3 separate regions of the Homo sapiens genome follow, and regions 1 and 3 are each linked to region 2. A link is a contact called in ENCODE Hi-C or POLR2A ChIA-PET data. All regions are on one chromosome and are shown on one strand. The core of a region is the stretch at or near the end of the contact, and the rest is flanking DNA. Distances in the headings are between cores, read along the strand shown. Region 1 has its middle 22 kb from the start of DENND2B. Region 2 holds the start of STK33 (serine/threonine kinase 33). Region 3 overlaps DENND2B (DENN domain containing 2B).

Region 1 (3,935 bases), core at 802-3,301, 240 kb before region 2:
GCTCTAGAAGAGACTGACTCTGTTCCCATTGCATGAAGAGGAAGAAAAGTGCTTCCAAGGGCTTCCGGGAGCAGGTCAGGAAAGCTAGGTCTGTTTTCTTCAGTCTCGGCTAGAGGAGCTGGAATGTGCCATGCCTAACTTTGCCTAAGCTCTTTTCTTTTTCGCACTGTGTGTCACACTGGGAAAAACTTGAGCTTAAAACCCAATGAAATTCTCCCACTTTGAAAATCATGATGTAATTATGACAGGATCGCATTCTTTAAACTTACTGTTTAGTGGGGTTAGTGGAGTTATCTCCTCTGATTTTTGACAAGGAAATAATACATTCTTGTTGCAATGCTGTATCAGGTCTTAGGATGGAAAGCGTCTAATTTAAAGCTACAGACCTTTCCTGTAGGACGCATATGCTGCTAATCTATGAAAACTGAAGATGTCCCAGTGCACTGTGTGTAAACTGCAGCATCTCCTTGTGGAATGAACAGTTCAGGAAAATAGAATGACTTTCCAAACTGTACTAGGTTCCAGGTGACTGAAAATTTCCTGTGAGGGTGGGAAAGCTTATCCAGATGTTCTTGCTTGGGGATCAGCATGTGTCATCCCGTTCCAAAGAAGTACAGTCACAGCTGATTTTATCTTTGTCCTTCTTTCTGTGGTGCCCAGGGATGCTCTTTTTGAGTTCATCTTTGGTCTTGTCTCTCTGAAAAAAGCAGCATGCATTTTGATCTAGGTTTAAACAGTTAAAATCTGTGGCCACAGGGTAAGGTGAAACTAATGGCTCTAAGTAGCCAACTTTTTACCTTTGCTTCACTGGCACCAGGCTGTGAGTAACTGAACTAACCAGCTGCAGACCCTTATTATGCAATTTTGAGGTAAGGATGGGTGAAATCCTAGGGGCTGGGAGACAGACATGTTTGGCTACCAGAGAGATGACATCAGTTCATTTACTGGTGCTGTGGAGGAAGGGGAGATTCCAGGTGCTTAGCCTTCTTCCTGCATGTGGGGGTGTCCAGAGCCACCCTTAATCCTATTCGCAGCCAAGGTCTTTGCTTGGGAAAAACCATATTTAACTCTGTGCCTCCTGTTATCCCCATAGGGACATGAAGTTGGAAGGGTTCTTGTATCTTTGGCTTCCCGAACAAAGCTTTGAAGAACAGACGTGTGTCTATATGTGTCTCTGTGTGTATTTTGTATTAATGCTAGCAACTGATTAAGGTTTTCAGAGTCCAGGTCGTATATGAGAAGGGGAAGTGTCATCTGGATTTTATGGAATCTGTATTAGGAATTGCCCTTTCCTTGCAAAGGAAACAGTTAATGATGTAATCCACTTTTAAATTAAAATTATTTTATTATTTTATTTTGATATCCTTCACGTGGACACTTAGTATATAACAGGAAGGCATCTTTAATAACTCTTTCTGTGTTCTGCTCCTTCTCCTGTGCTTATCCTAGAACAGAGCCTTACAGGGTCATAATTTGGAGGAAGCACAGGCTTCTGGGAGCTGTGGTACTAACAGTAGGACTAAAAAAAGCCTTATGACCTCTGAAGCATGACTGAGAGAATCAAGCTGGGAGGCATTAGAGCCCATCTGCTCACCAGCTTTGCTGGCCTGTCAGATGTTGGGCTTCCCCTCCGGTTTGCCCTCCTCCCTCAAGATGTGTTAGAAAATGAAGCCTGCTTCCTGGAAAGCAGGTGACGCCAAAGCCTATGCTAAGAGGATCCGACCTCACATCTGCGTGCCTGCCTTGGGCTCCCCTGTGACTGGATTGCTTCGGGTCTCCCTAAGACCCTTGCTGACATTCAAGTGCAGCCGCTGCTTACTGGAAGCCGTCTGGGGCCAGCCCAGGCTTGTTCTGTCAGGGCCTCTTCCCACCACTGTGTCCTCGCCTCCTGTGGGCTTTCACATACAAGGGCCTCACCATCCCTGAATTGCCAGAATCCTTGTTGTGAGAACCCAGTGCCTCCCAGTCAGGGCCCAGGAAGCTGTGGGTAAGCTCTTGGTTTCCTTCTCGGCCAGACACTTCTGGGAAACTATCTGCATTCCTTTCTGCCCAACTCTGCCTCTGGGCTCTGGGGCTGTGTGGGGTGTGGCTGCCTCATGCCTCTGTGAGGAGGAATGCTAGTTCCACTGAGACCAGCCATGGAAGGTAACCAGGAGTTTGAAGGTGGAATTCCCTTTTCTTGCAGTCCTAGAGCCAGGAGCTAGCTTTTCATGGATTGTGATGAGGTGTTGGTTCTTTTTTTTTTTTTTTTTTTTGGAGACAGAGTCTCGCTCTGTTGCCAGGCTGGAGTGCAATGGCACAATCTCGGCCCACAGCAACCTCCGCCTCCCCGGTCCAAGCAATTCTCCTGCCTCAACCTCCCGAGTAGCTGGGACTACAAGTGTGCACCACCATGCCCAGCTAATTTTTGTATTTTGTACTAGAGACGGGGTTTCACCGTGTTGGCCAGGATGGTCTTGATCTCTTGACCTTGTGATCCGCCCACCTCGGCTTCCAATAGTGCTGGGATTACAGGCGTGAGCCACTGTGCCTGGCCGAGGTGTTGGTTCTTTTAAAAATTTTCCAACTTGCTTTCCTGTCTCGCTGTCACTCTGGAAGGCGGGGGTGAGGGGTAGGAGGAGAGACAGTCGGCTCAGTCGGCTGTGATCCATCTTTGGCACTGGAGATGGGTGTGGCAGATACCTTTTGTGAGGAAGGAGCTTAGAGGCAGATGAGAGAATCTGCCTCTTGGTCTTGGTATAACTGGACGTCTCCCCAGTCTGGCTCTGTTGACACTCTGAATGGTTTGTGAAGGCATCCTCTGGCCCCTGAAGGCATTACCATCCTTACCAGGTTTAAAATCTTTCAGAGTGCACCCAGCATCATCAGCTCCTGCAAGCAGAAAGGGCCCAAGGGAGCATGAACACACACTGGGTAGAAGTTAAGCCTGGTTTTTTAAAATTTAAGTTTAAATTTTTAATTATTTAGGGAGTGAATCCTACAGAATTTAATTTTTCCATCTTTTTTTTATGGAGACAGGGTCTTGCTGTGTTGCTCGGGCTGCTCTTGAACTCCTGGGCTCAAACAGTCCTCTTGCCTCAGCCTCCCAACGTGCTGGGATTACGGGAGCAAGCCACCCCACTGTGTGCAGCCCAGAAGTTGAGCCTGAGAGGTAGGCTTATTGCCCTGTGTCTACCCAAGGGTGTGTGTGTGTGTCTGGAAGTGGAGATTAGGAGTGAATGCATCTTATAAACAGGAGAAGATCTGGAGAGACGATGGTGGGGGCTGGCTGTGGGGAGCACAAAAGCTGGGACTTTTGCAGAGGTGTATTTGCTCCCGAGTGGCCAGAAGCCAGGAGTAGTGGGGAAGGTGGGTTTAGGCATGCTAGGTTATGCTTGCATTGCTGAGTACCTTGGGTGTGATGGCCAGGAATGCTTTCCTCTGGGAATTGGGCCGATCTCCTGACAATCCTCCCCATTTTACACCCATTACATACTTATGTGATTCTTACCTATCAGGGAGGTCTTGGGGTCATGTGTTGTGGGGCAGAGGCTCTGAGTCTAAGAATGGGCTGGTCAGCCAGGGGCTCCACCTCCCAGTTTGTTGGCTTCCTCAAGGATGCCATCCTTCTTTGCAGCTGCCAATCTTCACTGGTGTCTGTGCCCTGGCAGGGTATAGAGCCCTTCTCATGGGTGCTCTGCCTCTTTGGGGGCTTGAGAACAGATGGGGCTTAATTTGAAGCAGATTTCCCTCCAGGGCCCAGGTATGAAATATATATTAGAAGATGACTACTGGTCTTGGCTTTTCTTTCTTATGTGTCTCTTTCTTCCTTTTATCTTCCCACTACTGTCAGGCACTGTGAGCAGCTGTTGCTATCACACGGGCGGATCAGAACATGAAGAATGGAGCTAAATAGAGCTGTCTGCATGCTGTTCTGATGGGCTCAGGCTCAGCCT
Region 2 (4,035 bases), core at 858-3,357:
CTCAGGATTGAAATATATTTCTTGCATTGACCCTCCTATACGGGGCATATAGGTGATTATATTAGTGTGGTAGGCCCCTCCTCCCAACTCCAAAGAGTTGGAAATACTATATGGAATTCAAAGGCAGGAATACAATTCATTTCAGAAAATACCATGACTAGGAATGGAAAGCCGTCAGAACTCTTTTGGTCTCTTCTTTCTGTATATCTTTTTCAGCCTTCCTCTTCTTTTCCCATTTTCCCTGCAGCCTGGCTTTCTACATTGCTTTTGGCCACATGGTGGGAAAGTATGTCTGTTGAAGGCTTCTGATTTTCTATTTTAAAGATGTTCTGTGTTTCCACATTAGCTTCCTAGAGAAAGATTGCAATCTCTCTGTCCTAATTCCAAATTCCTGGGAGAGGGATATGATTGCCTTATCTTGAGTCAGGTCCCTACTATTGGAGCAATCAACTGTAGTCAGGTGGCCTGGTTACCTTGTCTGAGGATCCAGGTCTAGTTTCCAGAAAAAGACATCTGGTTATACTGCTGTTTTTGAAATGCAACTTGCATTGAAGGTCAAGAAACCATTAGTGGGTAGAAACTAGCCTTAAAAAGAGATTAAAAGTATCAGGGTGCATAGCATGTGATGTGGGTAATGTTTTATAAAACTTGTTTCATTTACTAAATATATGAGTACCTGTGTATTGAGTGATAATGTAAAACATATTTATTTTGATGGATTGTGCTCAAAAAAGTTTGAAAAGCTCTGCGCTGGACAAGCTGGTAGGATTCTGCTACAAAGATGTAATAAACAACATTCTTAAAGTAATCCCTCTAGTAAATGCAGAGGTATCATGAATTTTTTTAAACAGCATCTCTTAATATAAGCAAATGGCATAGTGCTAAACATGACTTGGTTCATGCAATGTTGCCAACGGTGAAGACAAAATGGTACAAACATACAGTTTTTTGGTGGTCTGGTTTAATCCAGGGCAAAACGCAGTCCAGTGGTTGCTTTTGTTTTTAGAGGCAGGGCTGGCTATGTCGCCCAGGCTGGAACCTGTGAATATGTTACCTTATATGCAAAGGGCACTTTACAGATGTGATTAAGGACCTTAAGATGCGGGAGATTATCCTAGGAGATCTTTTTTAATCTCCTAGAGCCTGGTACCTAGTAGGACGTCATTATATGGTAGGTTTCTTGCAGCCCTTTGGTGGCCAGGTAGTTTTTAATTTTGTAGAGATGGGGGCCTCCCAGTGTTACCCAGGCTGGTCTTGAACTTCTGGGTTCTAGCAATCCTCCTGCCTTGGCCTCCCAAAGTGCTGAGATTATCGGTGTGAGCCACTGCGCCCGGCCTAGTCCAGTGGTTTGAAGTTTGAAGTTACCAGTCACCCATTATGACCATTTTGAGTTTTTTGATGAAAAGGACTGGATGAACTAGTTGCCAAATGTAGCCTCCCCCGAAGCAATACAATGAATCCACCTGCCGTATCAAGTTACTGGCTATCAATCAGCTAATTTTAGAGAACATCTGCCTCAAATAATTAGGCTAGTATTAGGAGAGTTGAATTTCTTCCCCACACTGCTAGAGAGTAGGACCCAGGACCACAGAAGCCATTCTTAGTTCAGGCCAGTAAATACATTAGCATACAGCTGGACCCTCTGTTGCATGGGGCAGGCATTCAGATGGTTCTCATAGGTTTGTAGCTAAAACATATCCCTGAGAATCGTCATTTGATCTGTCAGGAGTCTTCTCAGCCCCTGCGTGGGGACAAACACCCTCCCCCCAGCATTTTCCCGTCTTTTTAGGCCAGCTCCCCACTCACTGCAGTTCAAGGCTTGCAGCCCTTGCTCCAACTGGCTGGGGCTTGATGGGCTTGACTCCGAGTGAGAAGAGTGGCCTGAGCATCAATCACCTCAGTACTGTGATATTCCTGCTACAAAGCTTTATTTTACGTAACACGTGGCTGCTCCTCTGTGCCCCAGACGGGGTTTTAGGTCCTTCTCTAAGGCGAGCTGCCCTTGGGCGCGCCTGGGGCTGCACCTGGGTCACGTGGGCGCCGTTGTGCAGCCGGCACCTCCCGGCCAACCCCGCGGCTTGGAGAAGGGGCTTTGCACCCGCCGCCGCTGTTTGTCCTCGCGCGGCCCCCGTCCACTGCCCTGCGGTTGCTCTGCGGGCTGAAAAGTTTCTCCCGGTGCAGAATTCCGGGCTCAGCGACAGCCTGCGCCGAGTGTGCGCACCTGTCGGAGACCCGCCAGTCCGCCGGCCGCGGTGAGTGGTCCCTGGAGTCACTGGCTCAGGGCGGGCCCGCGGGATGGGGCGGGCGGCCCGGGGCGCAGCCGGCCAGGCCGTTGCTATGGCAACGCGGTGGAAAAACGGGCCTCTGGGTATCTCGCTGCCGGCCGGCTGGTAACCCCCCAGCGGAGGGACCGGGCCGAGCCCGCGGACCCCTCCGAGTGTCTCCTGGGGCCCAGCCGTTGGTACCCCATTTCCCCCGGGTCCGGTATTTGGGGTGGTCTCTGTCTGCCCCGGTTCATCTCCACCGTCTCACCTTCACCCCATCTTGGGACGTGAAACTTTTTGAAAGTTTAGAAGCGAACTTACTGTGGGGTAAGTGTGTGGGAAACATCCTTAGAAGTTCTGAAGTTGTGTTTCTTTTTTTTAAACTGCTAGAGCCTGGTACCTAGTGGGACCCCATTATATGGTAGGTTTCCTGTTGCCCTTAAGATAGTCTCTTGCACCTAGAGGCTGCACATAGGAGGTGAAAGGATGACATAAAGCAGCCCCGTACTGGCTCTGTGGACAGGTAATTTAAGAACTCTCCCTCAGCTTCCTAAATGTAGATTATAATTTCTCACAAGGTCGTGGGTTTCAGTGAACCTATATGTGAAGCTGTTTTGTGAACAGTACATGTGAAAAGCACTTGAGCGTTAGTAAGGGATATTTGCATGCTAAGAGTGGTCTGGTGCTCCCCGTCCCATATCACCAGCTAAGAAGGACCTTCTTTTTTGCCTGACCACCAAATGACTCCAATATCCAACCAGAAAATAGGATAGTCCTGCCTTGAAAGAGGGCTCTGTGAATGGAAAGGAACATCAACAAGTTTTGAACCCAAACTCTTTCCTTGTTCTCCAGGCCCGTGCCTTTAGACAGTGATGGATATGCAGATATATCGCGCATTTAAATTTTTAGCTCGTGTAAATCTCTGTTGCTATCTCAATGGGTCATACCAACCTCTAGTTTGCAAATCAGAAATCTTGGCCTCATCCTTGACACCTCGCACTTTCTTCCTTTCCATATCCAAACAATCATCAAGTTCTATTCATTTTATCTTCAAACCAAATCTCAAATCCATTTGAGTATCTCTGTCTCTGCTACTATTACCCTAGACCAATCTACCATGATCTGTTGTCCAGTAGTAGCCTCTTAACTAATCTAAAGGTATTTATCCTTTCCTTTCAATATTCCCATCCATTCTTTGCCCTGCAGCAGGAGTAGTATTTTCACAACTAAAATTTGATTATGCTACCCCCCAACCTCCTCTAGCTCAAAATCCATCATGGCTTCTCATTATTCTTAGAATAAAGACAAAACTCTTAATGTGGCCAAAAAGTTGGGTGACCATGTACATGACCATCCAGACCAAGATATTTTTGAGAGTTCGAGGCTGCAGTGAACTTGCCACTGCATTCCAGCCTGGGCAATGGAGTGAGACCCTGTCTCAAAAAAAAATAAAAAAACAGTTCCCAAAAATGAAATTATAGGGAGGTCAAAGGGCAGGAACATTGTGAATGCTCTCAAAACATCGAAACATTGCCATACTGTTTTTCAGAAAGATTATGCCAATTTACATTGCCACCGTCAGTTTTATGACACCCATATTAGCATTATTATTTTAAAAACTTTGCTAATTTCACAGATAAAAATGGCACCTCCTTATTTTAACTCACATCTGTCATTATTAATATGTTTTAAGTGAAATCTTATTGTTAGCTATTAGCAAAAGCTTTTTGATGGTTTTTGTATTGGAGTCTTAGTTTTTTCTTACCAGTTG
Region 3 (3,839 bases), core at 98-2,597, 140 kb before region 2:
GTTATAGAATCACTCTTTCTGAAAGCATGCTGGGATCAGATGGACCAGAGGACCTGAATCATTTTCCTATCCCAAGGAGCCATGCCCCACACTACCATAAGTAACAGTGGTTCCATGGACTGGTGAATTCTCTCCTGGGCCGCTGGGGAGACACAGCCCTAGGGAACCACATATCAAAGTGCCTGAGCAGGTGAGGCATGTATAGTTTAAAAAGGCTTCCCAAGAGATTGTGAGTCTCATTAGGTGCCTGCCATCTCCCAGTAGAATATAAGCTTCACGAGGACATGAATTTATGTCTGTGTTGTTTATTCTTGTATCTAGCACCTAGAACAGGCCTAGCACAGAGTAGGTGCTCACTAAGTATTTGTCGAATGAATAAACAAATGAAATTGTCCTCTGTCAAATGCATCTTCAGTTGAGAACTAAAACAGAGTCCTTTGTGTAGCACAGACACTCATTCACTTAGGGGCTAGACTGATGACCTTTTGTATTTATGGTTCTATAAAATAAGAGAGACCTAAGGCCTCCATGAACTGTGAGGAAGTTGGGATCTCCCCCCGCCTCAAGCCTGGCGACTTGCCCTGCCGCTCCCTACCCCAGGGAGTGCGGAGGCTTACTCTGTTCACACCTCCTCACTGAGCAGAGCCTCTTTGGTCATTGGCTTGGCTTGGCACTGAATTTCTCTCATCTGTGCCCATATACACATGGGATGGCTCTTGTTTGACTTGCCCTTTGAAAAACAACTTAAGCATGTTGAGGTTTCCTGTTGATTGGGGGCAGCCAGAGGCCTGTGACCCAGCAGGGAATTGTCAGCCAATCCCTGACTCACCCAAACTCCAGTTTTCTGTGTGTGAGCGAGCAGTGACAGCAGCCTGGCTCAGGGGCAGCTGGCTGCCTTCCTGTGGATAGCATGGCATTCCGGAGCCTGAGAGGCTGGGCAGCCCAGAGCTGAGGGCCACGGCCTTAGGGTCAGGTAGGCCTTGTGCTGTGCAGTGTTGGCAAATCCTGCTGTTTTTGAACTGAAACTGTTTGGAAAGAATTCTGAAAGTTGACAGTGGTTACTCTAGTAGACAAGTAGAAAAGTGTGCCCAAGAGGAAGTATGCTCATGGTGCTCTTCAATAAGCTCACCTTTCCCTTCCTTTTGCTCTTCATCATTCACCGAGCACCTTCCAGACACTATTTGTTTGTCCCTGGGCCTAGAAGAAACCATGGTCTAGTAGGGAAGACCAAGAAGTCCCTTGATACTTACAAGTGCTGTGGCAGGGGTGTGCTGAGTGCTGTGGGGATTTCTCTTGAGTTGCCTCAGGGCCCTGGCAGTTCAGAAAGTGGCAGAGGCACTGCTTCCTCTTCAGAGAGTCAGCCCAGTGTAGTGGAAGTTCACGTCCTGGTTTCACTTACCAGCTGAGTGACCTCGGATGAGATATTAAACCTTTCTGTGCCTTAGTGTTTTTTATTTGTAAAATGAAGATAATAAACATGATAACCTCATAGACTTTTCAGGAAGATTAAATGAGTTAACATATGTAAAAACATTTATTCAGAAGTGTTCCTTGTAGTTGCCAAGATCTGCATATGGATTTGGAGCTGGGACATGGTAGATGCCAATTATTGGATGTGATGCCACTGCTGGAGGGTGGAGCTGCCTAAGGAGTTGGCCTCCCCACCCCATTGGCTTCCTCAATGATAGAGTGGAAAAGACTCTTTCCTGAGGGGCGCTTCTGACCTGTCTGAGGCCCTCAGGGATTCTAATTCTGGTCAGAACCCAACATGAAGAAGTGAGATGTTATGTCTAGTAGCAGAAGTCCCAGGGGAGACAGAGGCTTGTTAAAGGGAAAGATCAAAGGGTCTGAGTGTATTTGGGGGCCACTTCAGGGAGTAGTGTTCAAGAACCACCTTGCACCAGTTCACAAGAGCTGATTAGTGGCATCTCTTCTCAACTCCACAGCCAGTGACGTCACATTGGTAGCTCAGCCATAGTTGGAATATTTATACTACCAAAGTTGGCAAGTGCTACCAATCTGCTGTTGCCCCTAGAGAGCCGGTTGTTCAGACTTGTTTGGTTTTGGGGTTTTTGGTCCCTTTTTCCCTCTTTTTACCATACACAGAGTCTCACTATGTTGCCCAGGCTGGTCTTGAACTGCTGGGCTCAAGCGATCCTCTTGCCTCTGCCTCTCTAAGTGCTGGGATTACAGGCATGAGCCACCACACCTTCTGAGAACTGGTTGTTAAGCATGTGGCAGCACACCACTGGGCTTTCTGTCCTCTTACTGGCAGATGTTAGACTCTTGGGATGCTCTCGCTTGGCACAGAACAGGTGTCTGTTTCAGACATTACTCAGGGTGCCTGGGGATGGTTTGGGCAGAGAGGCCTGTTGAGTTTGGCCTGCTGTGATTAAGGAGCTATTGCTCTCCTTGAAGACAGCCTTCAAGGTATATTACTTGAATAGAATACTCTTTGAGAGTCCTCCAGGAAAAAGATGCTGAGTTCTGTAAGAATAAAACAGGATGCCACTGGTTGGTCAGCCACTCACTGCCATTTTCTTTTCTTTTCCTTTGTTTTGTTTTGCCCCCAGGTCTCAGTCAGTCTCTCCACCTCCAGTTCTCTCCCCACCAAGGAGTCCCATCTACCCGCTCAGTGATAGTGAAACCTCAGCCTGCAGGTACCCCAGCCACTCCAGCTCCCGGGTGCTCCTCAAGGACCGGCACCCCCCAGCTCCTTCACCCCAGAATCCTCAAGATCCCTCCCCAGATACTTCCCCACCCACCTGTCCCTTCAAGACCGCCAGCTTCGGTTATTTGGACAGAAGCCCTTCGGCGTGCAAGAGAGACGCCCAAAAGGAAAGTGTCCAAGGCGCAGCCCAGGATGTAGCAGGGGTCGCTGCCTGCCTCCCCCTTGCCCAGAGCACGCCATTCCCGGGGCCAGCAGCTGGCCCCCGGGGCGTCTTGCTGACCCGTACCGGTACCCGCGCCCACAGCCTGGGCATCCGGGAGAAGATATCAGCATGGGAAGGTCGCCGAGAGGCGTCGCCCAGGATGAGCATGTGTGGAGAGAAGCGGGAGGGCTCTGGGAGCGAGTGGGCGGCCAGTGAGGGCTGCCCCAGCCTGGGCTGTCCCAGCGTGGTGCCGTCCCCCTGCAGCTCTGAAAAGACCTTTGATTTCAAGGGCCTCCGGAGGATGAGCAGGACCTTCTCCGAGTGTTCCTACCCAGAGACTGAGGAGGAGGGAGAGGCGCTCCCTGTCCGGGACTCTTTCTACCGGCTGGAGAAACGGCTGGGCCGGAGTGAGCCCAGCGCCTTCCTCAGGGGGCATGGCAGCAGGAAGGAGAGCTCAGCAGTGCTGAGCCGGATCCAGAAAATTGAACAGGTCCTGAAGGAGCAGCCGGGCCGGGGGCTCCCCCAGCTCCCCAGCAGCTGCTACAGCGTGGACCGGGGGAAAAGGAAGACTGGAACCTTGGGCTCCTTGGAGGAGCCGGCAGGGGGCGCGAGTGTGAGCGCTGGCAGCCGGGCAGTCGGAGTGGCTGGTGTTGCGGGGGAGGCGGGCCCACCCCCAGAGAGGGAAGGCAGTGGTTCCACTAAGCCCGGGACCCCTGGAAATAGCCCTAGCTCCCAGCGGCTGCCATCGAAGAGTTCCCTCGATCCCGCTGTGAACCCTGTCCCCAAACCCAAGCGCACCTTTGAATACGAGGCTGACAAGAACCCCAAGAGTAAGCCCAGTAATGGTCTACCTCCTTCACCCACACCTGCTGCTCCACCTCCCTTGCCCTCCACCCCAGCCCCGCCAGTCACCCGGAGACCCAAGAAGGACATGCGTGGTCACCGCAAGTCCCAGAGCAGGTAATG

What was found. A loop is a pair of places that touch in the nucleus more often than their neighbours do. ChIA-PET counts read pairs that join two places held with the same protein, here RNA polymerase II (POLR2A). Pooled maps may share reads with other maps.
Region 1: a loop to region 2 is called in a pooled map, with 2.7 times the contacts of the local background. The contact joins the enhancer-like site here to the promoter of STK33 in region 2. A Hi-C loop is called at or near these places in 5 of 50 pooled maps. POLR2A ChIA-PET finds 5 or more read pairs at or near these places in 2 of 52 experiments (Panc1 and activated T-cell).
Region 3: a pooled map shows a loop between it and region 2 (3-fold over the local background). The contact joins the enhancer-like site here to the promoter of STK33 in region 2. A Hi-C loop is called at or near these places in 1 of 168 maps with a recorded cell type or tissue (K562) and 2 of 50 pooled maps. POLR2A ChIA-PET finds 5 or more read pairs at or near these places in 2 of 52 experiments (K562 and activated CD4-positive, alpha-beta T cell).

Annotation. Positions count from the first base shown.
Region 1 is chr11:8,830,772-8,834,706 of GRCh38, reverse strand. It overlaps a transcript of DENND2B not described here. Among named protein-coding and RNA genes, the nearest start is that of DENND2B, 22 kb to the right of the region's middle. RefSeq lists enhancers at 1,265-2,065, 1,797-2,116, 2,066-2,867. Within about 2 kb of position 2,051, at least 9 of the 41 ENCODE cell types and tissues checked have a DNase peak (open chromatin) inside an H3K27ac peak, as active enhancers do.
Region 2 is chr11:8,592,300-8,596,334 of GRCh38, reverse strand. STK33 (serine/threonine kinase 33) reads left to right here and starts at 2,107. Exons shown (of 16, transcript NM_001352389.2): 1 at 2,107-2,252. RefSeq lists a silencer at 2,285-2,544.
Region 3 is chr11:8,729,944-8,733,782 of GRCh38, reverse strand. DENND2B (DENN domain containing 2B) reads left to right here. Exons shown (of 20, transcript NM_213618.2): 3 at 2,574-3,833. Among named protein-coding and RNA genes, the nearest start is that of DENND2B-AS1, 37 kb to the left of the region's middle. Within about 2 kb of position 1,347, at least 28 of the 41 ENCODE cell types and tissues checked have a DNase peak (open chromatin) inside an H3K27ac peak, as active enhancers do.